Linked DNA regions of Homo sapiens: regions 1 and 3 are each linked to region 2. The links are chromatin loops, found by intact Hi-C in ENCODE. Cell type or tissue: K562. All regions are shown on one strand. Each heading gives the region's core, and the rest is flanking DNA. Links, peaks and the distances in the headings are about the cores only. Region 1 has its middle 84 kb from the start of LINC02608. Region 2 has its middle 76 kb from the start of MIR3122. Region 3 has its middle 71 kb from the start of LINC02608.

The links. Peaks named below come from ENCODE experiments on the same cell type or tissue, not always from the same donor. Only the 100,000 strongest peaks of a DNase experiment are listed, where the experiment ranks them.
Region 1: a loop joins it to region 2, with 3 times the contacts of the local background. A loop is called at or near these places in 3 of 110 quality-filtered maps.
Region 3: it touches region 2 in a loop (2.0-fold over the local background); 5 of 110 quality-filtered maps call a loop at or near these places.

The regions. Positions count from the first base shown.
Region 1 is chr1:212,195,827-212,206,753 of GRCh38, forward strand. No RefSeq gene overlaps it. Among named protein-coding and RNA genes, the nearest start is that of LINC02608, 84 kb to the right of the region's middle. In K562, for the core only: no CTCF peak of the experiment used is centred there; a DNase peak (open chromatin) is centred at 6,985.
Region 2 is chr1:212,147,915-212,158,841 of GRCh38, forward strand. No RefSeq gene overlaps it. Among named protein-coding and RNA genes, the nearest start is that of MIR3122, 76 kb to the left of the region's middle. In K562, for the core only: no CTCF peak of the experiment used is centred there; DNase peaks (open chromatin) are centred at 4,517, 5,502 and 5,847; H3K4me3 peaks cover 149 bases.
Region 3 is chr1:212,208,918-212,219,844 of GRCh38, forward strand. It overlaps a transcript of LINC02608 not described here. Among named protein-coding and RNA genes, the nearest start is that of LINC02608, 71 kb to the right of the region's middle. In K562, for the core only: no CTCF peak of the experiment used is centred there; DNase peaks (open chromatin) are centred at 5,041 and 5,634.

The DNA.
Region 1 (10,927 bases), core at 2,036-10,035, 49 kb after region 2:
AAAGCCACAGAGGCAGAGCTGCTCAAGGCCTTCAGAGCCCACCCCTTGTGCCACTGTGCCCTGGGTGTGGGACATGGATTCAAAGGAGATTATTTTGGAGCTTTAACTTTTAATGACTACCCTGCTGGGTTTTGAACTATTGGGTTTTGAAAGGGGCCTGTAGCCCTTTTCTTTTGGCTGATTTCTCCCTTTTGGAATAAGAATGTTTACCCAATGCCTATACCCCCATTGTATCATGGGAGTAAATAATTGTTTGATTTTATAGGCTCATAAGTGAAGGAACTCATCTCTAGACGACACTTTGAACTTACTTGGGTCTTCTGAGTTAATGCTGGAATGAGTTAAGATTTGGGGGACTGTTGGGAAGGCATGATTATATTTTGCAATGTGAGGAGGTGACACTTGGGAGAGGCTGGGGCAGAATGATATGGTTTGGATTTTTTTTTCTGCCCAAATTTCATGTTGAATTATAATCCTCAATGCTGGAGGTGGGGCCTGGTGGGAAGTGTCTGGATCATGAGGGTGGATCCCTCATGGCTTGGTGCTGTCTTTGTGTGCTGTCTTTGTGATAGTGAGTTCTCATGAGATCTGGTCATTTAAAAATGTGTGGCACCTCCCCAGCTCACCCCAACTCTCTCTCTTGCTCCACCTTTCACCATGTGATTCCCCTGCTTCTGCTTCGCCTCTCATGAGTAAAAGCCCCTAAGGCCTCTCCAGAAGATGAGGAATGTCAGTGCCATGACTGTACAACCTGCAGAACTGTGAGCTAATTAAACCTCTTTTCTTCAAAAACTACCCACTCTCTGGTATTTATTCATAGCAACACAAGAATGGCCTAATATACCCACAGATCCACAGATATCAAAATCCACACATACGCAAGTCCCAAAGTGGGCCCTGACGAACTCAGCCATACACAAAGTCAGCCCTCCCTATCTGCTGGTTTCAAATTTCTCCAATACTGTATTTTCCATCCACATTTGGTTGTGAATGTGGAACCTGCGGATACAGAGGGCTGACTGTATTTATAAAAAAAATCTGCGTATAAGTGGACCTGTGCAGTTCCAACCTGCATTGTTTTTTTTTTTTTTTTTTTTTTTTTTTTTGAGACAGAGTTTCTCTCTTGTTGCCCAGGCTGGAGTACAATGGCACGACCTCGGCTCACTGCAAGCTCCGCCTCCCAGGTTCAAGCGATTCTCCTGCCTCAGCCTTCCGGAGTAGCTGGGATTACAAGCATGTGCCACCATGCCAGGCTAATTTTGTATTTTTAGTAAAGACGGGGTTTCTCCATGTTGGTCAGGCTGGTCTCAAACTCCTGACCTCAGGTGATCCACCCACCCCGGTCTCCCAAAGTGCTGGGATTACAGGCGTGAGCCACCACACCCGGCGCCCCAACCTGCATTGTTGTAGGGTCAACTGTACCGCCTTCCTTCCAAAGAATACAGTATGAAAAGCAGGAGATGGAGTAACTTTACAGTGGAGGTGGTTAAGGTCAAAATCAACAGTGATAAATTGTGTTGACAGTATATACCCTTGAATGATGTGATGAAAATAGTACCTTATCTCTGTGATCTTCTTGTTAAAAAAACCCATGATCTCAGTCACACAAGAAAAACATCAGACTGAGCACAGTGGCTCACGCCTGTAATCCCAGCACCTTGGGAGGCCAAGGTGGATGGATCCCCTGAGGTCAGGAGTTCAAGACCAGCCTGGTCAACATGGTGAAACCCTGTCTCTATTAAAAATACAAAAATTATGCTGGGCTTGGTAGCTCACGCCTGTAATCTCAGCACTTTGGGAGGCAGAAGTGGATGGATTATGTGAGGTTAAGAGTTTGAGACCAGCCTGACCAATATGGTGAAACCCTGTCTCTACTAAAAATACAAAAAGTAGCTGGGTGTGGTGGCAAGCACCTGTAATCCTAGCTACTTAGGAGGCTGAGACAGGGGAATTGCCTGAATCCGAGAGGTGGAGGTTGCAGTGAGCTGAGATCGTGCCACTGCACTCCAGCCTGGGAAACAGAGAGAGATTCTGTCTCTCAAAAAAAAAAAAAAAAAAAGAGCCGGGCACCATGGCTCATGCCTGTAATCCCAGCACTTTGGGAGGCCAAGGCAGCTGGATCATAAAGTCAGAAGATGGAGACCATCGGCCGGGCGCAGTGGCTCATGCCTGTAATCCTAGCACTGGAAGGCCGAGGCGGGCGGATCACGAGGTCAGGAGATCAAGACCATCCTGGCTAACACGGTGAAACCCCGTCTCTAGTAAAAATACAAAAAAAAAAATTAGCCGGGCGTGGTGGCGGGCACCTGTAGTCCCAGCTACTTGGGAGGCTGAGGCAGGAGAATGGCGTGAACCCAGGAGGCAGAGCTTGCAGTGAGCCGAGATCACACCACTGCACTCCAGCCTGGGTGACAGAGCAAGACTCCGTCTCAAAAAAAAAAAAAAAAAAAAAAAGAAGATGGAGACCATCCTGGCCAACATGGTGAAACCCCATCTCTACTAAAAATACAAAAATTAGGCCAGGTGCAGTGGCTCATGCCTGTAATTTCAGCATTTTGGAAGGCCGAGGCAGGCGGATCACGAGGTCTGGAGTTTGAGACCAGCCTGGCCAACATAGTGAAACCCCGTCTCCATTAAAAATACAAAAAAATTAGCCAGGTGTGGTGGCGGGCACCTGTAATCCCAGCTGCTCGAGAGGCTGAGGCAAGAGAATCACTTGAACCCAGGAGGTGGAGCTTGCAGTGAGCCGAGATCGCGCCACTGCACTCCAGCCTGGGTGACAGAGCAAGACTCTGTCTCAAAAAAAAAAAAAAAAAAAAAGATCCAATGACACTATGATGCAAATAAAGTGTTTAATGCAACAGCTGGTCTCGCACAGAGGTGCAGTTCACATTTACTGAATGAATGAGTGAGCAGATGAATAAAAGTTTCATGTGGCCTCTACCTCCAAGGGACCCCAGCTTGTCCTTCAACAGTATTTATTGGAAGTGCTAGGGAGGATTCGCTTGGAAATTTAATTTTGCCGGGTGCCGTGGCTCATGCCTGTAATCCTAGCACTTTGGGAGGCCGAGGCAGGCAGATCACGAGGCCAGGAGTTCAAGAGCAGCCTGATCAACATGGTGAAACCCTGTCTCTACTAAAAATACAAACATTAGCTGGGGGTGGTGGCATGAGCCTGTAATCTCAGCTACTTGGGAGGCTAAGGCAGGAGAACTGCTTGAACTCGGGAGGTAGTTGCAGTGAGCCAAGATCACGCCATTGCACTCCAGCCTGGGCAACAAGAGCGAAACTCCATCTCAAAAAAAAAAAAAAAAAAAAAGAAAGAAAAGAAAAAAGGAAAACATCAGACAAATCCCAATGGAGAAACATTCTACAAAATACCTGACCAGTACTCTTCAAAACTGTCAATCAAGGTTGTCAAAAATATAGTGAGAACCCATACGAAGTTTGAAAAAAAAAATTAGCTGGGAGGCTGAGGTGGGAGGATCACCTGAGCCTGGGAGGATGAGGCTGCAGTGAGCTGTGACTGCACCACTGTACCCCAGACTAGGAGACAGAGCAAGACTTTGTCTCAAAAAAAAAAAAAAAAAACTCAAAACAAAGCAAACAAACAAAAAGCAACAAATAAAGTCTGAGAAACCATCATAGTTAAAAGGGGCCTGAGGGGGCCGGGCATGGTGGCTCACGCCTGTAATACCAGCACTTTGGGAGGCCAAGGCAGGCGGATCACCTAAGGTCGGGAGTTCAAGACAAGCCTGACCAATATGGTGAAACTTCGTCACTACTAAAAATACAAAATTAGCCAGGCGTGGTCTCACATGCCTGTAATCACAGCTACTCAGGAGACTGAGTCAGGAGAATCGCTTGAACCCAGGAGGCAGAGGTTGTGGTGAGCCGAGATTGCGCCATTGCCCCATAGCCTGGGCAACAAGAGCAAAACTCCGTCTCAAAAAAAAAAAAAAAAAAAAAAAAAAAGGTGGGAGAGAGCCTAAGGAGACACAACAACTAATGTCTTGTGGCATCCTGGATAAGCCCTGCAACAGAAAAAAAAAAAATCAGGTAAAACCTAAGGAAATACAAAGCAAGTATGGACATTAGTTAATAACAATATATCAATGTTGAGTCATTAATTGTAACCAATGTGTGATACTGATGTAACACATTAAGAATAGCAGAAACTAAGTGAGATGTGAGCTGTGACTGTACCACTGTATCCCAGTGGGAACTCTCTATACTATCTGCAATTTTTCTGTAAATCTAAAATTATTCTTAAAAATGATGTTTATTTTTTAAAAAGATATTGCATACACTTAAATGGTTTTTACCCTACAGTATCCACTTGCCTTTAGAAATGGTGTGTCTATGGCTGGGTGTGGTGGCTCATGCCTGTAATCCTGGCACTTTGGGAGGCGGAGGAGGGAGGATCATCTGAGGTCAGGAGTTCAAGACCAGCCTGGCCAACATGGTGAAAACCCATCTCTACAAAAATACAAAAATTAGCCGGTCCTGATGGTGGGTGCCTGTAATCCCAGCTACTTGGGAGGCTGAGGCAGGAGAATTACTTGAACCCGGGAGGCAGAGGTTGCAGTGAGCTGAGATCATGCCATTGCACTCCAGCCTGGGTGACAGAGCGAGACTCTATCTCAAAAAAAAAAAAAAGAAAAAAAAAATGGTATGTCCACATAAGCATGGTGGGTGAAGTAAGTATCCATGCCTGTGCATAGTGGGAACTTTAAGGATGGGGGCAACACTTACCAGTCACTGATCATCTCTCCCTGATCACCTGACTGGGTAGTATTTGTCAATCACATTATGTTGTGTGATTTCAGCATGTATGGTTATGCTAGTCAGGGTTTGTTGTAGACTAAATATTTACACACCCATTCTCTGAAATTCTGTGATTGGTAGAAAGAGGGTGTGGGATAGTGGTTATTTGAGTTCACTTGGCTGCCACAGCAAAATACCGTAGGCTGGTGGCTTAAATGGAAGTTTATTTCTCATAGTTCTGGAGCCTGGGAAAACTGATATGAAGGTGCTGACAAGGTAGGTTTCATTGAGTCCTCTTCTCTTGGCTACCATCCGACTGTGCTCACATGACCTTTTCTTTGAGTGTACATGCAGGGTTTGGGGAGAGCTCTTAGGGGTCTCTTCTTATAAGGGCACTAATCCCATCATGAGGGCCCCAGCCTAATGACCTCATCTAACCCTAATTACCTTCCAAAGGCCCCATCTCCAAATAACATCACATAGGAGTTCAGGCTTCAACATATAAATTTTGGGAACAAAATCTATATTTGGGAACAAACATTAAGTCCATAACAGTAGTGAAGACCCCCAGGCTTTGGAGCCAAACTACCTTGATTCAAATCCTAACTTTACTCCTTACTAGTTTTGTGACTTTGAACAATTTACTTTGTGTCTGTCCTTCCATTTCCTCATCTGTAAAATGAGGGATATTAACAATGCCCACCTTGCAGATTGCCTTAAGGATTAAATGCAGCAATGTATATAAAGTGCTTAGAACAGTGTTGGCATGTAAATATCAGTCAGTGAATGCTATCTATTATCATTGCTATGATGTAGTTCATGAGCTCCTATTAGTATTTTTCTTTTTATAGAAAAAGTGTTGTGAAGTCAGATATGCCTGAGAAATGCTGCAACGAACAATGGGAAAGTTTTTTAAAAGGGTTTGAGTAGGGAGGGTCTACCTCTAGTGTTTTACTTTCTCTGCAGATGTACCCATCAAAGACACCCAGCAAGAATTGGCCATTTCCTTCCTTTGTTCATTACCTCATTAGTCGGCATAGAATATTATGTATTTGGCACGTTCTGATTTTAACTTAGGGAAAAAAGCTGAAGTTACACATTCAACTATATAATATTATTGTTCTCAGTGCCACCTCATATTCTTTTTCAGAGGCAGAGAATATGTAAATAAAAGCAGACATCTAGTAAATACAGCACTTAGTTATACATTCAATTTCATTTGAGTTCCAAGTACAATTTTAATTTCTTAACAAATGCCTACTTTTACTCCATGGTTAATTTTAATGGTCATTTTATTCCTCATCTAATACACATACCATAAATTTACTATCATAACCATTTTTTAAGTGTACAATTCAGTACAGACTGTATTTTTATTGTTAATGCTTGTTTTATGGGCCGACCTGCATTTCATTTGTGGACTGTGTAAACACAACATATACATAGCTCTCTCTCTCTCTTTTTTTTTTTTTTTTTTTTGAGATGGAGTCTCGCTCTGTCACCCAGGCTGGAATGCAATGGCACGATCTCAGCTCACCACAACCTCCACCTCCTGGGTTCAAGCAATTCTCCCACCTCAGCCTTCTGAGTAGCCAGGATTACAGGTGTGTGCCACCACACCCAGCTAATCTTTGTATTTTCAGTTGAGACAGGGTTTTGCCATGTTGGTCAGGCTGGTCTGGAACTCATGACCTCAGGTGATCCGCCCGCCTTGGCCTCCCAAAGTGCTGGGATTACAGGCATGAGCCACTGCGCCCAGCCTTTTTTTTTTTTTTTTTTTTTAATTATCAGATGCCTGGTAACCACACCCAAAGGAAAGCTATGGAATGTTCTGTTGTTTTGCTTTTTTTTTTTTTTTTTTTAATGGCTCAGCTCTGTTCAGGAAAAGGTTTAGTTTTCTAAGAAAATTCCAATAATCTGAATAATGATAATTGCTGTCTAAACCTCCCTACATAGTTGACGATGCATTGTTTCTCTCATACCTTATCTTTTGTATAAAAAGATAAACATCTCTTTGGTTCTGTTTGCCTTCTGGTAAGGAAAGAAGTTGCACAGAGAAAGGCTGTTCTCCGGCTAAGAAGGAACCAAGAAGAAGTTGCCAACATGGAGAGGCCCAGGGCATGCTGGAGAGGGAAGCAGAGAGGCCCAGGGCATGCTAGGAAGTAAAGCAGAGGGGCCCAGGGCATGCTGGGAGGGAAGCAGAGAGGCCCAGGGCATGCTGGGAAGGGGAAATGGAGAGGCCTAGGGACCTTGGCTGCTAGACAGCTTGCTATTCCAGGCTCCTCTTGAAAGCTCTTGTGCTCAGCTAGCTAGTCATTGTGACTCAGCTCTGCCTGCGAAGCGCCTACAGTCTAGTTGAGAAGGTAAGGTACATAAGTATAACTATATTAAAAAGCAGTTCGAGGCCACATTTAAATATATCAGCAAGTGAACAATACAGACAGTAAAAGCAGAAATCCTGTGAGTTGGAAGGTTAGAGGAAGCTTCGTGGGAGAAGTAGGATTCTCGATGAATCCTAAAAGATGGGTAGATTGTTGGAGAAACGGAGATAATTAAGGTCCCACTGCTAGGGAGATTGTATATAAGCAGAGGAGGAAATGAACGCAGCATGTTGGGAAAACCTATATTTCCCAAGCTATTTTATTATTGATTTTCATCATCTCCTGAACTTCAGTTGATTGGATTGGTTTTTGCCATTTTGTCATCATTCCTTAAATCTCCAGCGCAATCTCCAGCATTTACCTTTCTTTATTTCTGTGGACGAGAAACAGATCTGTCTTTTTGCCTTTTGGGGCACTGGCTTCCTGAGTGTAGAAGTCATGACTGTGATGTGCAGTATGCCTGGGAAAAATAAAAGGAGTTACTCCTTGCACCCAGGGTTAGACTTTCCTCATGGCAAGAGATTTTGGGGAATAGTTTTCGGCAGTGATCCCATCTTCAAACACTTCTGGGATACTCATGACTAGCTAACTCCTGCTGGCGGCTGCCTCCCATCACTGACCTCGAGTTTCTCCAGGAAGAGATCACATGTGGGGCTTCCATGACTGCGTTTATGCAACAGCAACACTGACCAGTCTGGCCACAGAATCAGAACTGGCTCAAGTCTGGACCCTGAAGGCATTTATCAACTTTCTGGTCTCTCTTGAGCTTCTAGGGTCTCAACCATTATCCTGGCCAAGGGATTTAGCCAAGAAGAAAGGGCATCTGGGCAAAATGCCATTAGGAAGGTTGTCCGCCAGGAAACAACACACGCTTTATTTATGGTCTTTCCTTTCCCCCCATCAAATCAGATTTTGCTTTCTCCCACTACTGAGGTGACAGAGACAAAGACTTGTGTTTAATATGCAAAAGCAGTAGCTTACATCCAAATTGCTATTATCCCTGCAAAAAGACTTCTTTCAGAGCTTTACAATCCTTTTGCTATTTACTTTCTTGCGTGGGTTACATTTACCTATTTTTTGCTGCGAGTTTTATATAGCTTAATCACAGAGAAAAAGAAGCAGTTCTATACTACTATTTCTTTTTTCTAACCAGTCATCCCATTGAATTTTTATTAAGAAAAATTCTACCTGGATGTAAAAAAAATTTTACATGAAGGAATTGCAAATAAGTATAAGAATTGCACATATGCATAAAAATAATTGTATTTTATTTTATTTATCTTACTTTCCAAAAGATGATAAAATCACTGACATATGCAAGTATAAAAGCACTATACGCCCTCAATTTTTGTTGGTTTCCTCTCTGTAAAATGGAAGGTTTGCCCTGCATAGATTATTTTTAAGTTTCCTTTGAGTTTAATATTCCTTGGTCCTACAGGAGGATATGGTGCTGTTGTTTTTGTTGGAAATTCAAGATGGTAGCATATAAAAAGAGGATTAGACAGAGAAACAGAAATTTGTCTTGGAGTAGACTGGCAACTACCATCTAAGACCCTTTTCTGTCTGGACAGGTCTTTGAATGGTCAGCATTAGCATAAGTGGAAGTAAGTCAGCAATTGCTCCATATTCACCTGGAGTTTAAAATTGGCAGCCAAAGGTTGCAAACTCAAATGCCTCCAGGGTTTGGAGGTTGGTACTGTAGGTGGGGGCCTGAGGGGAATGGTAGGAACCCCAGTCTGTAGGAGAGTGCTTGTCTCCTCCTTAAAAGTATCTAAGTAAATAAATAAATAAATAAAGGTGGCCCAAACACACAGACAAATCTCTGACTTTATTTAGCCTACAGGCTACTAGTTTCCTACCCTTAAATTCCATATCAGCCTATCTGTTCATTTTTTAAGTAAAGAATCTGAGGGACAGTAATTTGCCCAAGGTCAGACAGCAATTTAGTAGTATAGCAAGGCCAAGAAGCCGGACGTTTTGCTCTCTAAGTCAGTGTTCTTCCGTCTGGTTCTCTCTCAGCTCAGATCTGTCCCAGCAAGCAAGCCTGCTGATTGTCTAAACACTGAATAGACTGTGGCTTTGCTGCCTTTACCTGAACATTGTTTATAACAATAGCTACTTCATAAAGGTAAAAGTAGATTGCTATGGTTAGAATATGTGCCACAGAAATTAATGTGCTGGAGACTTGATCCCCAATGCAACAGTGTTGGAGGCGGGGCATAATGGGATGTGTTTAGCCCCAGAGGCTTGTCTCTTTCAAGCCCTTTTGAATGGACTAATGCTGTTATAAAAAGGGCTCATGGGATTAGATTCTTCCTCCCACCTTTCTTTCTCTTTCCTCTCTCCCCACCCCCCACCCCCAACTTTTTCCCTTCCATCTTCCATCTAGAAAGGATGAAGCAGGAGTGCCCTCACCAGATGCCAGTGCCTTGGTCTTAGACTTCCCAACCTCCAGAACTGTGATAACATAAATTTCTGTTCTTTATAAATTACTGTTCTTTATAAATTACTCAGTGTCAGATATTCTATTATAGCAGCACAAAACATACTAAGACATAAATCTATGTTAAAGTCACTTTCAAAAAGTGTTGATATGTTATTAATTCATTATTAAATCATGAACACTCTAGAACAGTGCCATTCAACAGCTCCATACTTAATTTTAAAGGACTTAGTAGAAACATTTTAACAAATAAAATCAATATATCAAAAATATCATCATTTCAACTTGTAATAAATATATAAAATTATTAATGGGATATTTACATTCTTTTTTCATAGAACTCTTCAAATCTGTTGAGTATCTTATAGTACATCTTAATTCAGACAGCCACATTTCAGGTGCTTGATAGCCACATATGGCCAGTGGCTACCATATTGGACAGTGTGGTTCTAGAAGGTTCCTTGTTTCATTCTCACCCTACTCACAGCCAACCAGGGAAGGGAGAAAGTTCCCAGAGGCTTGTCTCTTTCAAGCCTTCTATTGTTGGTTAATTAAATCCCTAAGCAACGGCTGAGTCACTTGCGACTGTGGAAGACAATTTAAGAAATCTATCTCAAAGCCAAGAACATAGCTCCCCACGTAAAAGGAGGGGAGGCAAGTCCTTTGAGCTAGATGCCTTGAAGGAAGAGTCTGTGCTGAGTCAGGTGCCCCTATGTAGGAGCGAAGGAGATAAGTCATTGCCAAGGGGACAGAGGAAAGCAGAGAAGAGAAATGGTTCTCCTTACGGTCACCATTTCCCTCCAGAGCCCCTGTGAAGGAGGGTCTATGGTGCTTAGTTCTCACTAAGAGAACTAAGCTCTCCATGAGGCAGGTACTATACTATTCTCATTTTATAGAGGAGGAAATCCAGGCAGAGAGGTCATGTACTTGCCTGAGGTCATGTAGCTAGTAATCAGCAAAGCTAGTGCTCAACACTCAGGTATGATGGACTTCAATACCAATTTCTTTTTTTTTTTTAATTTTGAGATGGAGTCTCGCTGCTGTCACCCAGGCTCGAGTGCGATGGTGCGATCTGGGCTCACCACAACCTCCGCCTCCTAGGTTCCAGCAATTCTCCTGCCTCAGTCTCCTGAGTAACTGAGATTACAGGCGCCTGCCACCACGCCTGGCTAATTTTTGTATTTTTAGTAGAGATGGGGGTTTCACCATATTGGCCGGGCTGGCCTTGAACTCCTGACCTCAGGTGATCCACCCTCCTGGGATTACAGGCGTGAGCCACCGCACCCGGCCTCAATACCTATTTCTTAACCACTGGGCTATATTAGGAAGTTCTGAC
Region 2 (10,927 bases), core at 1,354-9,353:
AACTCAACTCCCCACCACACCCCCGCCCCACCGCAGTTCCCTTTGTTTCTGCCTCACAGTGTTTCTTTTTCTTTTTTTTTTTTTGTTGAGACGGGTTCTCACTCTGACGCCAGGCTGAAGTACAGTGGTGTGATCTCAGCTCACTGCAACCTCCGCCTCTTGGGTTCAAGCGATTCTCCTGCTTCAGCTTCCCAAGTAGCTGGGACTACAGGCGTGTGCCGCCACGCCTGGCTAATTTTTTGTATTTTTAGTAGAGGCGGGGTTTCACCATGTTAGCCAGGATGGTCTCGATCTCCTGACCTTGTGATCCGCCCGCCTCAGCCTCCCAAAGTGCTGGGATTACAGGCGTGAGCCACCGAACCCAGCCTACAGTGTTTCTTCTTAGAAGGGTAGGGAGAAATTTGTTTTCCTTAAAGTCAGAGCATGTGGTGTTAATTAAAATGCAACTTAAAATTTACCTCATCTTTGTTATGGGTTAAAATATATTCCCCCAACAAGATATGTTGAAGTCCTAACCTCTAGTACCTCAGAATGTGAACTTATCTGGGAATAGGGGCATTGCAGATGAATTCAAGTTAAGATGAGGTCATATTGGAGTAGGGTGGGCCCCATAATCCAGTACAACCAGTGTCCTTATAAAAAGAACAGGCAGGGCTGTTCTTTGGGAGGCCGAGGCGGGTGGATCACCTGAGGTCAGGAGTTCGAGACCAGCCTGACCAATATGGTGAAACCCTGTCTCTACTAAAAATACAAAAAAATTAGCCAGGTGTGGTGGCGTGTGCCTGTAATCCCAGCAACTCGGGAGGCTGAGACAGGAGAATTGCTTGAGTCCGGGAGGTGGAGCTTGCAGTGAGCCGAGATTGTGCCACTGCACTCCAGCCTGGGCGACAGAGCAAGACTCCGTCTCAAAAAAAAAAAAAAAAAAGAGAGAACAGGTAGACACACAGGGAGAAGGCAACCCCTGAAGACACAGGCAGAGATTAGAGCCATAACATGCCTGAGGCCACCAGAAGCTAGGACAAGGCAAGGAAGTATCCGCTACATTCTTCTAAGGGAGTATGGCCCTGCCAACACCTTCTAGCCTCCAGAACTCTGAGAGAATACATCTCTGATGCTTTAAGTCATCTGGTTTGTGGAACTTTGTTTGGAGATCCCTAGGAAACTAACAGAGCCTTCAAAACAAATAATCTGCACACAGCGGGAGCCTCAAAAATGGATGGACTGACATATAATAATCACACCAAGCTCTTGTACAATGTAAAAACTTTACTTCTCAAAATCGTTTTGTTAGCAACGGCTAATCTGTACAGGTCTGCAGCAACCTCAATTCTTGCCTCCTCAGAAAGAGTTCCACCAACGGGCGTAAGGCAGAGGGAGAAACTGAGGCAAGTTTTAGCATAGGAGTGAAAGTTTAAGTTTCAGAGCAGAGACCGGGCGCAGAGGCTCACGCCTGTAATCCCAGCACTTTGGGAGGCCGAGGTGGGTGGATCACGAGGTCAGGAGATAGAGACCATCCTGGCTAACACAGTGAAACCCCGTCTCTACTAAAAAGACAAAAAAATTAGCTGGGCATGGTGGCGGGCACCTGTAGTCCCAGCTACTCCAGAGGCTGATGCAGGAGAATGGCGTGAACCCAGGAGGTGGAGCTTGCCCTGAGCCGAGATCATGCCACTGTACTCCAGCCTGGGCAACAGAGCGAGACTCCATCTCAAAAAAAATAAATAAATAAAAAATAAATAAAAAAGTTTCAGAGCAGAAACAAAAGGAAGTACACTTGGAAGAGGGCCAAGCGGGTGACTTGAGAGATCCAAGTGCATGGTTTGACCTTTGACTTGGGATTTTATACCTTGGCATGCTTCTGGGGACCTTGCCCCTGATTCTTCCTTTGGGGTGGCTGTCTGCATGTGTAGTGGCCTGCTAGCACTTGGGAGGGCCGCATGTGTAGTGTGTTTACTGGAGCTAAACACATGTTCACTTGAGCATTCTTCCCTTACCAATCAAGTGTTCCCAGAGAAAGATCATATGCCAGTTGAACTTTGCCATTTTGGCTAGGTGTAGTGGCTCACGCCTATAATCCCAGCACTTTGGGAGGCCGAGGCAGGTGGATCACCTGAGATCAGGAGTTCAAGACCAGCCTGCCCAACATGGTGAAACCCTGTCTCTACTAAAAATAAAAAAAAAATTGGCCAGGCACGGTGGCTCACGCCTGTAATCCCAGCACTTTGGGAGGCCGAAGTGGGCAGATCACGAGGTCAGGAGATCGAGACCCTCCTGGCTAACATGGTGAAACCCCTTCTCTACTAAAAATACAAAAAACTAGCCAGGCGTGGTGGCAGGTGCCTGTAGTCCCAGCTACTCGGGAGGCTGAGGCAGGAGAATGGCGTAAACCTGGGAGGCGGAGCTTGCAGTGAGCTGAGATCACACCACTGCACTCCAGCCTGGGCGACAGAGCGAGACTCTGTCTCAAAAAAAAATTTTTTTAAATAAATAAATACATAATAAATAAAAAAATAGGCCAGGCGCAGTGGCTCACTCCTGTAATCCCAGCACTTTGGGAGGCAGAGGTGGGTGGATCACGAGGTCAGGAGATCGCGACCATCCTGGCCAACATGGTGAAACCCCGTCTCTACTAAAAAATACAAAAATTAGCCAGGCGCAGTGGTGTGTGCCTATAATCCCAGCTACTCAGGAGGCTGAGGCAGGAGAATAGCTTGAACCAGGGAGTCGGAGGTTGCAGTGAGCAGAGATCAAGCCATTGCACCCTAGCCTGGCAATAGAGCGAGACTCCGTCTCAAAAAAAAAAAAAAAAAAAAAAAAAAAATTAGCCAGACATGGTGGCGGTTTCCTATAGTCCCAGCCACTCTGGAGGCTGAGGCAAGAGAATTGCTCGAACCTGGGAGGCGGGGGTTGCCGTGAGCCCAGATCACACCACTGCACTCCAGCCTGGGTGACAGAGCGAGACTCCCTCTCAAAAAAAACAAAAAAAAAAAACTCCGTCAATTTAACTCTTAGTGCTCATGCTTGAGCCCACTCACCCACCTCCTGAGATCTTATCAGGAAGCTGCTGATCACCAGTTTCAGGTATTTCTATTGGGAGACTGCCCTTACCTGGTGCGGCTGCGACCAATTATCATCTGAGAGAGACAGCTTAACACCTGCCTGACCATCACCTGATGATCACCTGACTTTCCTGGTGGGGGTGGGGGACAGTTCTGCCTGCTCATGTCTGTTCGGCTACCTACTGTAAAACTTTCATCTCCATTATCTCATTTTAGCCTCGTGATTACTTGGTGACACAGGGCAGATTTCATGATCCCCCATTTTACGGAAGCAAAATATGAAGCTCAGGATATAAAATCACTTACCCCAATCATACCTTTAGTATCTCTGTGGCTTAGAAGAATACAACTAGTAACAGAAATTCAAATCTAGCTTTGTTCCTGACTAGATGTATATGGTCTTTAGTGAGTTACCTAAACCTATAGTATCCAAACTTTGTGATTTCAAGTATAGTTATTATTTTATTTTATTTTTTATTTTTTTTGAGACGGAGTCTCACTCTGTCACCCAGGCTGGAGTACAGTGGCACCATCTGGGCTCACTGCAACCTCCGCCTTCCAGGCTCCAGTGATTCTCCTGCCTCAGCCTCCTGAGTAGCTGGGACTACAGGTGCAGGCCACCACGCCTGGCTAATTTTTGTATTTTTAGTAGAGAGGGGGTTTAGTCATTACTTTCTTTACAAAGAGCTTTAGGCCAGGCACAGTGGCTCATGCCTGTAATCCCAGCACTTTGGAAGGCCGAGGTGGGTGGATCACCTGAGGTCAGAAGTTTGCCACCAGCCTGGCCAACATGGTGAAACCTTGTCTCTACCAAAAATACAAAAATTATCTGGGCGTGGTGGTGGGTGCCTGTAATCCCAGCTACTCGGAAGGCTGAGGCAGGAGAATCGCTTGGACCCGGGAGGCGGAGGTTGCAGTGAGCCGAGATCACGCCACTGCACTCCAGCCTGGGAGATAAGAGCGAGGCTCCATCTCAAAAAAAATAAAAAAAGAGAGAGAGCTTTAAAAATCAGCTACCATCTATGATCAACATCACTGCACAAAAGAAATGCCATTTTAATATTAAGAACAAGGAAGACCATGATATCAAAATTAAGAGCTCATCTTTTAAATTAAATAAATTCCGTTTGTTTTATTCAGTTTATTCTAAAAATAAAAAGAGACTACTTTGTCCTTATTTTCATTTTTTGGAAGACTGACAAATATTCCTGTTGATTTTCTTCTATCTCTTAACATTTTATGACGATCTGACTCAAGCTCCGATTCTCTTTCCACTAACACAGCTGGAAATGGGAACCCATGGGTTTGGGTGGTAAAGGCCAGAATGCTCTAATTAGAGAAGCAGGCTGGATGAATGTCCAGGTTCTGTTCTGAAACCACACCATCCCCTGTGCCCTGATAAATCAACCAACAGTTGTTTTGGTAGCCCCAGATAAGCAGCGGGAAGAGCTGACTTCCTCTTAGAAAATGACTCCTTTGTATTTCTGGCAAAACAGCTTGGGATTTGATGTGCAAACTGCAGCCTGTTCTCTCCTGGTACCTTCTGCTATCAGGCCAGTCATGACTGGCTTGGCTTTCACCCTGAGTGAAGAGCTACTGGGTCCATCGGGCTGTTTGCTCCCTGCCTACTGCTGTTCCAGGTCACAGTTTGGAAAAATAGCTTGGAGAATCCAATGCTTCTACAAGAGGCTCCCTGCCACTGGGCTCAACCAGGAGCTTGCTTGTGAGCCACAGCTAGTCAATGACTTTACTATTATGAATGATAAAAATAAACATCTTTTGCACATCTTTTAAAGTAGTTTTTAAAACCCACTATCTTTTTAGGATAACATCAATGCTCAGGGAAATCTTCATGAAAGAATAAGAGATAGAACTGGTTTACCCTGAAAAATGAATGGTATTTGGAAGGAAGTTGGAATGGGAGGATGGGAATAGGGTGTGGAGGGCAGAAGGTGCAGGGACACACAGGAGCTGAGGAAAGGCATGAAGGGAGGAATACTGAATTCTCATGAGGAGAAGAGGGGGCGAGGTGCAATGGCTCATGCCTGTAATCTGAACACTTTGGGAGGCCGAGGCAGGAGGATCACTGGAGGCTGGAGTTTGAGACCAGCCTGGCCAACATAGCAAGGCCTTGTCTCTAAAAAATAAAAATTACCTGGGTGTGGTAGCACACTCCTATAGTCTTAGCTACTCAGGAGGCTGAGATGAGAGGATTGCTTGAGCCCAGGAGTTCCAGGCTGCAGTTAACCATGATCGCACCACTGTACTCCAGCTTGGGCAACGGACAGACCCTGTCTCTAAAAAAGGGGGGTTAAAAAAAAGGAGAAGAGAGAATGAACTGGTATGGGCCAGATGTGTGATCTCTCAAGCTTTTGAGGAGGACAGACTTGGTCAAACCCTAGCTCAACCACTTACTGGTGCTATTACCTCCACCCTCCACCTCCTGCCCCTCATTGTGAGGGAAAGCTCTTTGAGGCCAGAAATGTTAAGTGATCATGAGGAGTAGGGAAACGCCAGAAACATAATGAGTCTGACAGGGATTCTTCCTATTAAAAAGTTATTCAGGGAAATAGAAATAGTCAAACTACCTCCACCCTCTCTGTCCTTTGATCTGGGTGTTTCTATCCCCTCCTTTTCCTTGAGAGAGGTTTCAAGGTTTAAAAAAAAAAAAAATCCATGGACATCAATAGGTCTTCAGACAAATTTGATCCCTCTAAGGCAGTTTGACCAAACCACCAAGCCAAGAAACAGTCCCTCTCCCTTGCTCTCAGGCAGGGACATAATAAGGGCTAAGGAAGTGACCTCCTTTCAGGAAGTAGGTGGACATATGACCTAAAATTCAACCCTTCTCTTCTTGGAAGGAACTTATCATCTAAAGGAGAAAAGCTTTAAAATGTGCTCCCTTTTCAGTGCAGAAGGAAAGAAGGAGTGGGAGAAAGAATTTACTGTCCTGCAGTAGTATTTAGAATATAGAGGAAAAATATTTTCTAAAAATGGACAACCTGAGTGAAGAGTTTGTAGCTTTAAAGATACCTTTCCCTGGAAGTTTTAGCCTCTACTTTTTTAATTGTCCCAGTTGGAAACCTGGGGAGATTTTTATCATCTGTGAGGTCGAGCTGTTTATTTATTTACTATATTTTTCCCATCACCTCCTGTTGCAACTGCTGCAATTCATACTGGGTGGTGTGTGAGGAGATGAGGCTGGGATTAAGAGGGGAAAGATTGGCAAGGAAGCCAACCTATGAAACAGAGAAAGATTGGGGCACACTGCTAAATGAAAGTGTATTTGACTTTCCATGACTTTATTTAAATTTGCATTTTTTTATTATGAAAATAATATATGTGGCCAGGAAGGGTGCCTCAAACATGTAATCCCAGCAATTTGGGAGGCCAAGGTGGGTGGAGCACTTGAGGTCAGGAGTTCGAGACCAGCCTGGGCAATATGGTGAAAGCTCATCTCTACTAAAAATACAAAAATTAGCTGGGTGAGTTGGTGCACACCTGTAATCCCAGCTACTTAGGAGGCTGAGGCATGAGAATCGCTTGAACCCAGGAGGTGGAGGTTGCAGTGAGGTGAGATTGTGGCACTGCGTTCCAGCCTGGGCAACAGAGCAAGACTCAGTCTTAAAAAAAAAAAAAAAAGACAGAAAAGAAAAGAAAACCTGAAAATAATATTTGCACCTATTCAAATTTCTATTTTGTGATGATTAATTTTATGGGTCAACTTGAATGGGCCATGGGGTGCCCAGATATTTGGTTGAATATTATTCTGGGTTTGTTTGTGAGGGTGTTTCTGGATGAGATTAACATTTGAGTCAGTACACTGAGTCGAGTAGGCTACCCTCCATCATGCAGGTGGTCCTTGTTTAATTAATAAAAGGCCTGAATAGAACAAAAAGGCTGACCCTCTTGCAAGTCAGAGGGAATGCCTCTTGTTTGGCTGCTTGAACTGGAGCATCAATCTTTTCCTGCTTTTGGACTTGAATTGAAATATTGGCTTTTATTGAGTCTTGAGCCTTGAGCCTGCCAGCTTTTGGACTACAATTATGTCATCAGCTTTCCTAGGGAATGTTATGGACTGAATTGTGTCCCCCTAAAATTCATATGTTGAAGATCTAATTCCCAATGTGACTGCACTTTGAGATAGGGCTCTTAGGAGGAGATTAAGATTAAATTAAGTCAGAGGGTGGGGTTCTAATTGGACAGGATTGGTGGCCTTATAAGAAGAAGGGAGAGAGAGAAATCTTTCTCTCTCTCTCTGCCATGTGAAGACACAGCAAGAAGGTGGCTGTCTGTAAGCCAGGAAGAGAGCCCTCACCAGAAAACCATACTGGCACCCTAACCTCAGACTTCCAAACTCTAGAACTCTGAGAAAATTGTTCTGTTGTTTAAGCCACCCAGTCTGTTGTATCTTGTTATGGCAGCCCAAGCTGACTAATACACATTTTATTACCCCATGTAATAAAAGTAATTTAAGTACCCAGTGTAAAATAAATATAAATGCCTAGTGTAGAATTGTTCTCTTCCTCAGATAAGACCATGGTAAGCAGCTCCTTGTACATTTTTATAAAAAGTATGTATGCATATATAAGAATGTATCTTTTCTGTAAAAACAAAACAAAACAAAACAACACAACACAACACATACAGAATCATGCTATACATACTGTTATACATCTTGCTTTCTTCACCTAAAAATCTTCTTTGGCGATCACTCTTTATCAGTAGTATGATCATATGTCCCAGTTTGCCTGGGCCAGTCCTGGTTTACAGTTTTTGTCCCAGTGTAATTATCAGTAGAATCCCTTCCCACTCTCAAAAGAATCCTGGTTTGGATAAATCTCATAGTCACTCTATTTATCAGGCAAAATGAATCTGCCTTTTTGCTTTTAGTAAGTTTCATGGAATGGCGTATCACAGATACGTCAACTGTAACTAAATCATCTATTTATGAATAGTTATTCCTAGTTTTTTTTTTGTTTTTTTTTTTTTATGGAGGCTTGCTCTCTCCCAGGCTGAAGTGCAGTGGCATGACCTCTGCAACCTCTGCCTCCCAGTTTCAAGTGATTCTTGTGCCTCAGCCTCCGGAATAGGTGGGATTACAGGGGCCTGCCACTAGGCCCAGCTAATTTTTGTATTTTTAGTAGAGACGGGGTTTTGCCAGGTTGCCCAGGCTGGTCTCAAACTCTTGGGCTCAAGCGATCCACCCACCTCGGCCTCCCAAAGTTCTGGGATTACAGGCGTGAGCCACCTTGCCTGGCCCTTAGTTTTTAACTATTACAAAGAATTCAGCAGGGAGCCTCCTTCCTCATTCCCTTGAACCCCTGTGAGAGCACATGTGGAAGGCAAATTCTAGCAGTGAAAATTTCTGGGTCAAGAGTTTGTGCCTTTTACACTTTTCTGTAAAATAATATTATTTATTTATTTATTTATTTATTTATTTATTTATTTATTGAGATAGAGTCTCACTCTGTTGCCCAGGCTGGAGTGCAGTGGCAAAATCTTGGCTCACTACAACCTTTGCCTCCTGGGTTCAGGTGATTCTCCTGCCTCAGCCCCTCGAGTAGCTTGGACCACAGGCGTGCGCCACCACGCCGTGCTCATTTTTTTTTTATTTTTAGTAGAGATGGGTTTCCGCATGTTGGCCAGGCTGGTCTTGAACTCCCGACCTCAAATTATCCGTCCACCTTGGCCTCCCAAGTGCTGAGATTACAGTCATGAGCCACCACCCTAGGCCAAAATAATATTTTTATTTACTTTTTAATTGAAGTGTAATACGGCAGATCTTCAAACAATGTTGTTGTTTCATTATAACATTGATGAGAATAAAATGGATTCCCTGCTGGGGCTGCTGTCTGTGTGGAATTTGCATGTTTCCCCCATGTCTGCGTGGTTTTCTCCGGGTATTCCGGTTTCCTCCCACATCCCAAAGCTGTACCCGTGATGCTCATTGGTGTGCCTCAATGGTCCCAGTCTGAGTGAGAGTGGGTGTGTGTGTGAGTGTGTCCTGCGATAGGATGGTGTCCTGGCCAGGATGGGTTCCTGCCTTGTACCCCAAGCTGCCGGGATGGGCTCTGGCAACCAGAGATCCTGAACTGGAATAAGCGGGTAAATAGTGATCGTACTTGATTTTATTAATCTTCCTTAAATGTACTTATATGTAGCTCACATTTATTTAAACATTTCATATTAGAAGTGTTTTTGTCTTTATTTAGAAGCTGTTTCTGCGACCAGAAATATGCCGAAGGAACTTAACTCTTGTTTATACCCATTAGCCTATGGTAAAATTGGTTTCACCTAAAGTCTCAGTTTCCAAGAACCTACCGGGGAAGTTGTAAAGACTTACTGCATTTCATTGTATGACTATGCCAATTTATTCATCCACCATTGACATTTTGAACTCTAGCCAAATTCTTCTTCATGTGGGAGGAACTTCAGGCAGAGGAGCCAACCCAGGTGAACCAACCCAGATAGCTCTGCACACCTGCCTCACTCAGAGCCCAGGTCCTCCCACAGCTCTTTGGACGGATCAGGTCATTGCCCTCCTCACACAGTTCCAGTAGATTTCCTGCCTGGCTCCTTTCCTTCTCCTGAGGGTACCAAGCCCTCTTCCTCCAGAACGCATTGGCTGACTCTTCCACCACCGTGCCCACGGCGGGAGGGAACTTCTGGGGATCCCCACAGCATTCCCTACTTCTCATGTCCCTGCACACATCACTTGGAATTGTAATCCCTTCTTTAATTCCCATATTTCCAGTTGGACTGTATTTATTTCCTATTGCTACTATGAGAAGTTACCACAAAGTCAGTGGATTAGAAAGTATACATTTAATGTTCTATAGTTCTAGAGGTCAGAAGTCTGAAATGATTCTCACTGGGCTAAAATCATGGTGTCAGGTGTTCCTTCTGGAGGCTCTAGGGGAGAAACTTTTCTTGCCTTTTCTGGCCTTTAGAGACTGCCCTTGTTCCTAGGTTCCCTGGCCATCTTCAAAGCCATCAGTGGCTGATCAAGTCTTTCTCATATCACATCATTTTAACACTGAACTTCCATGTTTAAGGATCCTGTGATCCCACTGGGCCCGCCTGGATAATCCAGGATAATCTCCTGATTTTTTTTTTTTTTTTTTTTTTTTTTGAGGCAGGGTCTCACTCTATCGCCCAGGCTGGAGTGCTTGTGGCACAATTACGGCTCACTGAAGCCTTGACCTCCTGAGCTCAAGCAATCCTCCCATCTCAGCCTCTCAAGTAAGTGGGACTACAGGCACGTGCCACCATGCCTGGTTAATTTTTTTAAAAAAATTTGCAGAAACGAGGTCTCACTATGTTGCCTAGCTGGTCACGGAACTCCTGACCTCGCGGGATCCTCCCACCTCAGCCTCCCAAAGTGCTATGATTACAAGTATGAGCCACCACACTCAGCCAATCTCCCTATTTCAAAGTCAGTTAATTAGCAACCTTAGTTCTGCTTATAATCTAAATTCCCCCTTGCCATGTAGCATAGCAAAGTCATAGCATCTGAGGATAAGAATGTGTACGTCTCCAGGAGCCATTATTCTGCTTACCACAGACTCCAAGCTCTGTGAGGACAGAAATTATATCTCACTTTTTTTTAAGATGGAGTCTTGCTCTGTCGCCCAGGCTGAAGTGCAGTGGAGCGATCTCAGCTCACTACAACCTCCACCTCCCAGGTTCAAGCAATTCTCCTGCCTCAGCCTCCCAAGAAGATGGGATTACAGGTGTGCACCACCATGCCTGGCTAACTTTTGTATTTTTAGTAGAGGCAGGGTTTCACCATTTTGGCCAGACTAGTCTCGACCTCCTGACCTCAAGTGATCCACCTGCCTTGGCCTCCCAAAGTGCCGGCATTA
Region 3 (10,927 bases), core at 1,797-9,796, 61 kb after region 2:
CCCTGCAGTAGTCCCCCATCTGTCCAGGTGAGGAGGAAGCCCTCAAAGAGGAAATCTCCCCTGCTGCTTCTAGCTCAAGATATGGCCAAATTTTATAAGATCTTTTTAGCCATAAGACATTCTAACAGGGGATACTGGGAATGGAGACAGAGGAGGGAGGCTTGGAAGTCAAGTTCAGCTTTCTTTGCAGTTGTTTCTTTGTTATTTACATTATGACTTTTCTTGTTTCTGAGCTGTTGTTGACATTTTGCCTTTATTCTGGCCATTGCTGCCTCCTACCCTGTTTCTAGGAGCACACACCTCACCTCTCTCTCTCAGTGTGCTAGAATGTAGCTCCTGGCCTGACTTATTCGTCTTTATATCCCCAGCACTTAGCACAGTTCCTGGCACCTCCACCTCCTCCATCATGACTGTTGACTGTGTGGAATGGCTTGTTATTGCACTGGCAGTGAGACTCACTTAAAGAAGGTGGCTTTGTTATGGTTTCCCTAAAAGGTGGCTCTGTCCTTATCTGGCTTGGCTGAACAGAGGGCAAATGGGACAGTGGGAGGAGAGGAATCAACAGTTTCCCAGTTTTTCCCCCAGGCAATGTGAAACACCTGGGATTTGGAACCTGAAACCTGAATTCAAGAGACCAAACTTCCACTAACTGGACGAACCTTGGGCCATTTACTCAAGCCCTCTGGACTTCAGTTTGTTTGTATCCTGGAAAATATAATAAGATTTTTCCCTTCCTGCCTTATAATCAAAGAAGCTGTGATGATGTAAGAAATAAGGTTTTGGAAAATGCTCTGTAAAGAACTGTGTGAATGACAGCTATTATTTTTCATAAAGTGATTTCTTTGGTGGGTTCATAGTGTTGTAGCTCAAATGTATTAGGCACCTACTATGTCCTAGGCATAGTGTGAGGTGTTTCAAGAAGTACATAATCAAGATGTAAAAGGAGTGGCGTGAAGACAGCTCAAAGAAGGGAGCCATTCATAGACAGCACCCACCCCGGGGGGTGTCATAGGTGCTTCTGTTGCGAAAACAGCCCAGAGCCTTTCATCCTTTAGAGTTTGAAGTAACATGGAAGGCATCCTCATTTGGCTTCAGGACACCCCCGGGCCAGTCTGTGAATGGCTCCCTTCTTCGGGCTGTCCTCATTTGCACCCAATGGTACTGGCCACCAACTCTAGGAATGTTGAGAATTAACCAAATACGATCTCTGCCGAAGCAACATATGGATCATGGAGACTGTGTGATTTCAATTATCAGTGTCTATTCTATTAATAATAGGTGTTGTAGGAGGAAAAAAAATAATAGTGTCAGCTAAAATTTGCTTTTACAAATAGGCCAGGCACTATTCCAAGTGATTTATATATATATATTCACTCATTTAATCTTTACAAGAATCCTACCAGGTAGGATCTGGTGTTATCCTCATTTTACAGATGGGGGCACTGGGACACAGAATGTTTAAGTAACTTGCCCCAAGCCTCTCAGACTGGAGCTGGGGAGCCATAATTTGAACCCAGGTAGTCTTGCACCAAAGAAAACGAGGCATGCTGCTAACCTTGACAGCAGCCTCTAGGACAGCCCATGGACTGTGCCCAGAAGGAAAAAAAGCATACTCCGAATGACAAAATAAGCTCTGGATGACCTCTTACTGATCACCATCTTTTCCCCAACACAAACTCCAGAAATACCAGGTCATTAGCAATTATGCAAGGGTTGAGGAGGAAGGAGGTTTTCCACTCTTTATTCCATTTCATTATACTTCTTCTTCTTCTTCTTCTTTTTTTTTTTTTTTTTTTTTGAGACAGGGTCTCGCTCTGTCTCCCAGGATGGAGTGCAGTGGGGCGATCTCGGCTCACTGCAACTCACTGCAACCTCCACCTCCTGGGTTCAAGTGATCCACCTGCCTCACCTCCCTAGTAGCTGGGACTGCAGGTGTGTGCTATCACTCCCAGCTAATTTTTTTTTTTTTTTTTTTGTATTTTTAGTAGAGACAGGGTTTCACCATGTTTGCCAGGCTGGTCTTAAACTCCTGACCTCAGGTGATCCGCCTGCCTTGGCCTCTCAAAGTGCTGGGATTACAGGCATGAGCCACCATGCCTGGCCTATACTTCTTATTTAAGAACAACTTGGCCTGGCGCGGTGGCCCATGCCTGTAATCCCAGCACTTTGGGAGGCCAAGGCAGGCGGATCATGAGGTCAGGAGTTCGACACCAGGCTGGCCAATATGGTGAAACCCCATCTCTACTAAAAATACAAAAATTAGCCGGGCATGGTGGCGCGTGCCTGTATTCCCAGCTGCTCAGGAGGCTGAGGCAGAAGAATCACTTGAACCCAGGAGGCGAAGGTTGCAGTGAGCCGAACTCATGCCACTGCACTCTATCCTGGGTGACAGAGTGACTCTTATCAAAAAAAAAAAAAAAAAAAAAACTAAAAAAAAAAAAAGATAAAATCATGACTCTCCTACAGATATAAAATGAAGACATCACTATGGTTTGAATATGTCCCCTAAAAAGCGTATGCTGGAAACTGAATTCCCAGTGCAACAGTGTTGGGAGGTGGAGTGGAGCCTGATGGTGGGTGTTTAGGTCATGAGGGCTCCACCATCATGAATGGATTAATGCTGACTGTGAAAAGACTCGCTGCTGCCAGTCTGAGCTCTCATTCTCATCACGTGATGTCTTCTGCTGTGTTACGATGCAGCAAGGAGGCCCTCACCAGATGCAGCCCCTGAATCTTGGGCTTTCCAGCTTTTAGAACTGTAAGCCAAATACATTTCTGTTCATTACAAATTACTCAGCCTGTGGTATTCTGTTATAGCAGCATAAAATGGACTAAGGCACACATGTTAGGGATTTTTTTTTTTTTTAAAGACTGAGTACTGCTCTGTCGCGCAGGCTGGAATGCAGTGGTGCGATCTCAGCTCACTGCAACCTCTGCCTCCTGGGTTCAAGTGATTCTTCTGCCTCAGCCTCCAGAGTAGCTGGGACTACAGGTGCATGCCACCACGCCCAGCTAATTTTTGTATTTTTAATAGAGATGGAGTTTCACCATGTTGGCCAGGCTGATCTCGAACTCCTGACCTTGTGATCTGCCCACCTCAGCCTCCCAAAGTGCTGGGATTACAGGCATGAGCCACCGCACCCAGCCACATGTTAGGGATTTTTAAAACTCAGAACTGGATTGAATTTGGGGCTTTGCTGCTTACTAGCTGTAGTAACTTAAATGCATTTCTTAACCTATAAAAAGGAGATAGATACCACATGGACAGCAGTGAAGATTAAATGAACCAACCTATGGCTATGAGGAAGATTTCTGATGCAGGTAACAGAGCCCCCAACTTAATATGATATAACACAATAATAAATTATTATATCACATGCTAGGAAGTCCAGAAATATCTCAGGCTCCAGGGGAGAATACTCGGTTCCGCCCTCCCGTAGGTGTTACATTCATCCTTAGGTTGATAACAAGATAACTGTAAGAGTTTCAGGAATCTCATCTAGAAATAAAAACCAGAGAGAAAGGTCATCTCTTTCTGTGTCTCTTTCACACAATCTTTCTTTTCCAGAACTTTCCTTCATGCTTCATTGGCCAGTGTTTTGTTATTTGACCTTTCCTCAACAAGTCCTTGGCAAGGGAGATGGAAATATCATGACTGGCTTAGACTAATCAATACTTACTTTCGGAATTGGAATGGGGTCACCTTTCTCTGGGTTTCAAAAGGAAACAATAGATGAACAAAATTGAGGTTCTGTTAGCTAAAATGGAAGAATGGAGAAATAGAAGTTGAGTAGGCCACCCGTAGGTTCCACTATCATCAGCAAATGCCCAGTATAAAGATTAATACCCAGCAGGTATATGTCCAAGAAATGTTAGTCATCACTTTTCTCAGTGACACCTGAACGTGATGTACAAAGACTGGTTTGAAGGCACATCTTCATGCAGCTCTTAACTCAGAAATCAAGTCATCTGACAGGTGCCGATGAAAATTTTTTCAGAAACTTCAGATGGACAGCTTCCAGAAGTAGATGCTGGCTCTTCACAACTTGCCGCACATTGCACAGCACATTACGTTGCCAAGCAGGTATCTTGGGATTGGTGGGTTGCTCCTTCTGCTTAGAGGCCCCAAGCATCTGGTGTTTCTCTCTTCTGTGTTGGCGGATCCTCTGAACTTTGATACAGTCTTCATTCCACAATTGGCAAAGAAAATCTCCTCTGGGATACAGCCCACACACGCCTCACGCCTGGGGAGGCATGACTCCCGGCCCTGTCCTTTCACTTCAAATGAAATATAATAAATATGAAAGGAAACCAAAAGACAGGCAGACAAAAAGCATACTCAGAAAGACAGAATGAGAAAACACATATACGCTCACAAAAGCAAGGGAGAACAAAAGAGGGCAAAGGGCAGACATCTCTGTGTCCACTGGAGCTCTGAGGAATCAGAATTTCTAAAGCTTTTTTTTTTTTTTTTTTTTTTTTTTTTTTTGTTGAGACAGAGTCTCGCACTCTTGTCCTCCAGGCTGGAGTGCAATAGCATGATCTCTGCTCACTGCAACCTCCGCCTCCAGGGTTCAAGCGATTCTCCTGCCTCAGCCTCCCGAGTAGCTGGGATTACAGGTGCCCGCCACCATGCCTGGCTAATTTTTTTTGTATTTTTAGTAGAGAGGGGTTTCACCGTGTTGGCCAGGCTGGTCTCGAATTCCTGACCTCAGGTGATCCGCCCACCTCGGCTTCCCAAAGTGCTGGGATTATAGGCCTGAGCCACCGAGCCCGGCCTCTAAAGCTATTTTTTAAAATGTAAAGATTTATGAGTTATCCTCTCCTTCCTGATAGCCCTCTTTTCAGCAGTTACTTTATTCGTATTGAGGCAGGAGGATGAACAAAGGATCTTTCCTCCTCAAGAAACACCCCCTCCTTCCTCAGTTCCACACCCCTGCCCTAAGAATCCATGACTCCAGGAAATATTTTCAGATAAAACAATTCCAGTTACTGGAAAATTGCAAGGCTTTCCTCTGTGGGTTTACAACAGCCTGGCCTCTGACCCACCAATAAAAGAGATTTACTAAGTGATAGTAACACCTTTCATGTAGTCTCAACATGAGGCAAGTCACTTTATCTGTCTCAATCCAGGCTCCTCAGGCTCATAATGGTGAAGGTTGGAATGGATTAGTGGTTTTGAGTGTATGTGCGTATGTTTGTATGTACATGCATATTAAACTATGTACATCGTATATAGTTTATGTATATGACCCTCCTTCACAGGGGCTCTGAAGGGAAATGGTGACCCTAAGGAGACCCATTTCTCTTCTCTGCTTTCCTTTGTCCCCTTGGTAATGACTTATCTCCTTCCTTCCCACACTGGGGCACCTGACTCAGTACAGACTCTTCTTCCTTCAAGGCATCTAGCTCAAAGGACTTGCCTCCCCTCCTTTTTACATGGGGAGCTATTACATATTAAACAACAGAACATCATTTCAAATGCCAACATCTTATGTGGCACTTCAACATAAAAACAGGTAAAGGCAAGTGCTTTAATTGAAGGAAGGTGAGCATGGAAGGAGTGGAGTAAGAGCAGGAGGAGTCTTTGAAATCCTTATCTTTGGCCACAGCAGCCTCTTGAAGTGTGGCCCCAGGTGGGGCTTCCTCGGGCAATTTGATAACCATTGATCTAGCTACTCTCTAAGGCATTGTAGATCTAAAACACAAAGGTCTTGCTCTGTCTTTATCAAAAAGAAAGTCTGATTCCTCCCTGTGGATTCACACAGTAGCACAACATACCTTGAAGTGGAGAAGGAAGACAAGAGCCAGGAGGGCAAAAATCTCCTTCCTAACTCCATTTCTATCTTCTTTGGAATTCTGAAAAAAAACAAACAACAACAAAAAAAAGATAGTGAATGGTACAGGGAATAATATAACTCATACCTACCACCTGTAAGGTTAGCGGAGAGAAAGTACAAGAAAGAGACCCAAGGTTAAGTGAGGAAGTTTATTAACCTACTGGCTGCCCACTTAACAGTCAGAGAGGAAGCAGCCCCAAGCTTACAGAATGAGGGGTTTATATTGGGGAGGGGAGTTTGAGGGAGTTCTTTGGTGTGGCCACATCCCAAGGTTGTTTGCTGGTTAATTTTGCCACATATCACCTTGTGACGTTTATTACAGGAGGGTGTAGGTAAAGTTTGTTTATGCTTCCCATAACCTCCCCCTTTGCTGTCTGGATGGTTTGTAATTGGAGTTTGCTTATTACAGCAAGGTCTGGTAAGTGAAATCTGCTGGCTTCACCGCGGTGCCTAGATAAGGGCTTAGAAATGTAAAGTGACTTGGGGGAAGGAGAAGAGTTGCAGAGCATTAGCGGGAGAGGTGGGCAGCACGGAGAGGTTTGAAGGGGAGTGTCGGCAGTACCAAGAAGCTTTTGGGGGCAGTTTGTTTCTAACACCACCCATAATCATAAAATGACAATTTGACATATTTGTCTCAGATAACTTTTTTATTCTTTTATTATTTTTTTTGAGACAGGGTCTTGCTCTGTCGCCCAGGCTTGAGTGCCATGGCATGATCTTGGCTCACTGCAACCTCTGCCACCCGGGTACAAGCGATTCTCCTTCCTCACCCTCCCGAGCAGCAGGGATTACAGGCCCACACCACCATACCTGGTTAAGATAAGTTTTTGTTTGTTTGTTTGTTTGAGATGGAGTTTCACTCTTGTTGCCCAGGCTGGAGTGCAGTGGCGCAATCTCGGCTCACCACAACTTCCGCCTCCCGGGTTCAAGCGATTCTCCTGCCTCAGCCTCCCGAGTGGCTGGGATTACAGGCATATGCTGCCATGCCCGGCTAATTTTGTATTTTTAGTAGAGATGGGGTTTCTCCATGTTGATCAGGCTGGTCTTGAACTCCTGACATCAGGTGATCCGCCTGCCTCGGCCTCCAAAAGTGTTGGGATTACAGGCGTGAGCCATTGCACCCAGCCATTGCACCCAGCCGATAAGTTTTTTTAAAGTAAAGAAAACCTGGCAGATGAAGTTCTCTTAGTTCATCACTCTAATCCTATTTTCCTCCTTCTCTCTTCAGTTAAACGCTACCATGACTGACTAATGCCTGCCCCCAACTCCCCCACCCAAAAGATGTTCACTTACCAACCCCTGGAGCCTGTAAATATGTTGCCATGGCAAAAGAGATTTTGCAGATGTAATTAAGGATTTTGAGATGGGGGAGATTATTCGGGTTAGCCAGCTGGACCCAATATAATCACAAGGGCATTTATTGGAGGGAGGCAGGAGGTCAGAGGCAGAGAAAGAGATGACACAATGTTGCATGAGGTCGGTGATGATGAAGCAGAGGCTGGTAAGATGCATCCAAGAGCTAAGAAATGCAGGCAGCCTCTAGAAGCTGGAAAAGGCAAGTATTCTCCTTTAGATCCTCCAGAAGGAACACAGCCCTGCTTACCAACTGTAGACTTCTGTGTTGTTTCCAGCTATTAAATTTATGCTGATTTGTTACAGCAGCAATAGGAAACTAATACAATGAGCTGGGTGAGTTTCCATCTGCTCCATGGTTTTTTTTTAATGTTTATTTACTTACTTATTTATTTATTTATTTATATGAGATGGAGTCTTGCTCTGTCACCCAGGCTGGAGTGCAGCAGCACGATCTCGGCTCACTGCAAGCTCCACCTCCCGGGTTCACACCATTCTTCTGCCTCAGCCTGCCGAGTAGCTGGGACTACAGGTGACGGCCACCATGCCCGGCTAATTTTGTTTTTGTATTTTTAGTAGAGACGGGGTTTCACAGTGTTAGCTAGGATGGTCTTGATCTCCTGACCTCGTGATCCGCCTGCCTCAGCCCCCCAAAGTGCTGGGATTAGAGGTGTGAGCCGCCGCACCTGGCCTCCACGTTTTTTACTTGGACTAGTTGGATAGACACATAGAAATAGAGAAGATAATTTTGTTTTATGTACAGTCACCTGATGTTTTTGAGAATATCCATTTGACATGTAAATATTGAATTCATCCAGTTTAATTGCAATATGGTATTTTGTCATGACTGTACCACAGTTTGTTTATGTAAGTCTCTAAAATGGACTGGGTGCATGGCTCACGCCTGTAATCCCAGCACTTTGGGAGGCCGAGGCAGGTGGATCACGAGGTCAGAAGATCAAGACCATCCTGACTAATACAGTGAAACCCTGTCTCTACTAAAAAATACAAAAAATTAGCCGGGTGTGGTGGTGGATGCCTGTAGTCCCAGCTACTCGGGAGGCTGAGGCAGGAGAATGGCGTGAACCCAGGAGGCGGAGCTTGCAGTGAGCTGAGATCATGCCATTGCACTCCAGCCTGGGCAACAGAGCGAGACTCCATCTGAATAAAAAAAAAAAAACTGTCTTAGTGAGCTTGGGCTGCTATAATGAAAAATCATAAACTGGGTGGCTTAAACAACAATGTATTTCTCACAGTTCTGGAAGCTAGGAAGTGCATGATCAGGCACCAGCAGATTTGGTGTCTGGTGAGGGGTTTCTGGTTCATAGACGGTGCCTTCTAGTTGTGTCCTTACCTTGTAGAAGGGAGGAATGAACTCCCTTGGGCATATTTTATGGAGACACTAATCCCATTCATGAGGGCTTCACCCTCAAGACCTCATCTAATCCTAATTACCTCCCAAATATCACATCTCCTACTATTGTCACATTAGGGGGTAGGATTTCAATATATGAATTTTGGAAAGCCTAGAGCATTCAGTTTATAACAATAACACATGTTTATTCTAGTTGATTCTGTGGCTAGTTGGGTGATTCTTCTGGTCTGAACTTGTTTGGTTGGGGCTGGATGGTCTAGGAGGGCCCCACTCATATGTCTGGCCTCATGTGGAATCCCAGGACTGTGGGTAGGGCTGGAGCTTCTTTCCGTGTAGTGCTACCAGGAACAGCTTGTTGACATGGTGCCAGAAGGGTTCCCACAAGCAAGAGCCTCTGCTTGCATGACATTTGCTATCATCCCGTTGGCCAAAGAAGGTCATATAGCCAAGCCCAAATTCAGCAGGTAGAGAAACAGACTCTACTGCTTTTTGAGAAGCGGGGCAAAATCACATTGCAAAGGAGCATGCATGCAGAGAGACAAGATAAATTGGAGGGTATTACTGTAACAACCTAACTTAGCTGATAATAAGAATCCAGCTTCTAGTGTGCTTAGAAATCTCAAAATTCATCTCAATTCAAAAAGTATGCTCATTTTCAACTATGGTCTCTGCATGCCGTAAAACTTAACTTCTTGTGGCATGCCAGGCTACTTCCCCCAGGAGCCTTTCCCGTGCTGTTTGCTCTGCCTGGAATGCTCCTCCCCTCTCCGTGCCAGGCTAATTATTATATTTCCTTTAAGTCCCTTCCTAAAGTCACTTCCTTAGGGAGCCTTTCCTGACTCTTCAGACCAGGCCAGGTCTCCTGTTCTACACACTCAGGGCACCACAGATGCTGTATTTACAGCACGTACCACCACTGTCATGAATTACTTTGTTGTACAATTATTTGTTTAATATCAGTCTCTCTCTCTTTCAACCTCAACCAAAGGAGCTCCAGGGCAGAGACTGGGTCTATCTTGTTCACTGCTGAATTGCCAGCATCTAATACAATGTCTAGCATGGAGTAAGTGCTCAGAATTGGAGGAATAAATGGATGAACCTATGAATGAATGGCCTGCAATGTGCTCAGCATGGAATAGGCCTGTTTAAAAACAGGTTGGAGTAGCAGATATGGAAAACTGCAACCTGGTGGGGAGTGAAGACTGAGTTGTACAAAATGATTGAGAACAACTCAGAACCAAATAGAGGGTGAAATACCAGATGCTGGGCTGCAAATGCCATGGAGATTGGGAAGAAGGGATCAGGATAGATCAGGTGGTCACAGAAGGTCATAGAGGGTAGCATTTGAGTGAGGTCCAGAGGAGGAGCAAGATTTCGAGGCAAGGATTTAGAGGAGGAGCAGGACTTAGAGGCAGTTTGTAAGGAGGCTAATATATTAAGGTCATGAGTTTGCTCCTCTGTAGTTCCTATTCTACTCATATCCTCATAAGCTCTTTATCATAAGAGAAAGTAGGCAGGAGAGTAAGGGGAGACGGTTCAGTGGAGCCAGTCCTACTGTTATTGAAACAGCTCCAGGAGGTTATGTTTCAGAGGAAACTGCAAAGTTGTGTCATCCACACATGCAAAAAACAGCTCATTTAGAGACCAGAGAGATTCCTCTGAGCCACTGAAACAGAACAACGGTAAACATCTGCTTCTACTCTTCTGGAAACATTGTGGTTTGGATGCTCTGTCTGTCACTCCTCTGCTCTTTTGCTTTTAACTATTTATTATGAAAACTTCCAAACCTACACAAAGAAAAGAGTTTAAGAAATTCCATCACCAACTTCAAAAAACATCAATACTTTGTCACATTTGTTCCATGTCTCTCCCTCCCAACCCTAAGTTTTTTTTTCTCCTGAAGCATTTTAGAGCAAATCCTAGATACCATGTTATAACACTCCGAAATACTTCAATACAGATATCTAAAAGAAATAAGGGCATTTTCTTATGTAACCACAACACCTTTTCATACCCAACAAAATAAAGCATAATTTGTCAACATTCTTTAACACCCAGTTCATATTCAAAATTTCTTGATTGTCTAAAAAAATGTCTTTTTACAGTTGGTTTCTTTGAATCAGAATCTAAACAAGATCCTCACATTAATTTAATATCTCTTAAATCTCTTTAAATCTAGACTTTGGACGTTCTCTTTCAGCTGGGGCTTTCTTTACCAACAACCAGCCTCAGCCCTCGCAGTCTTTATCTCGCTCCTGGATTGGCAGGGAGCTGAAAGATCAGAAGCAGGAGGAATGAAGTCAACACAGTGAGAGGGTGGGAGGGATGGTGTGAGTATCAGATGCCTAAGATCTTATGA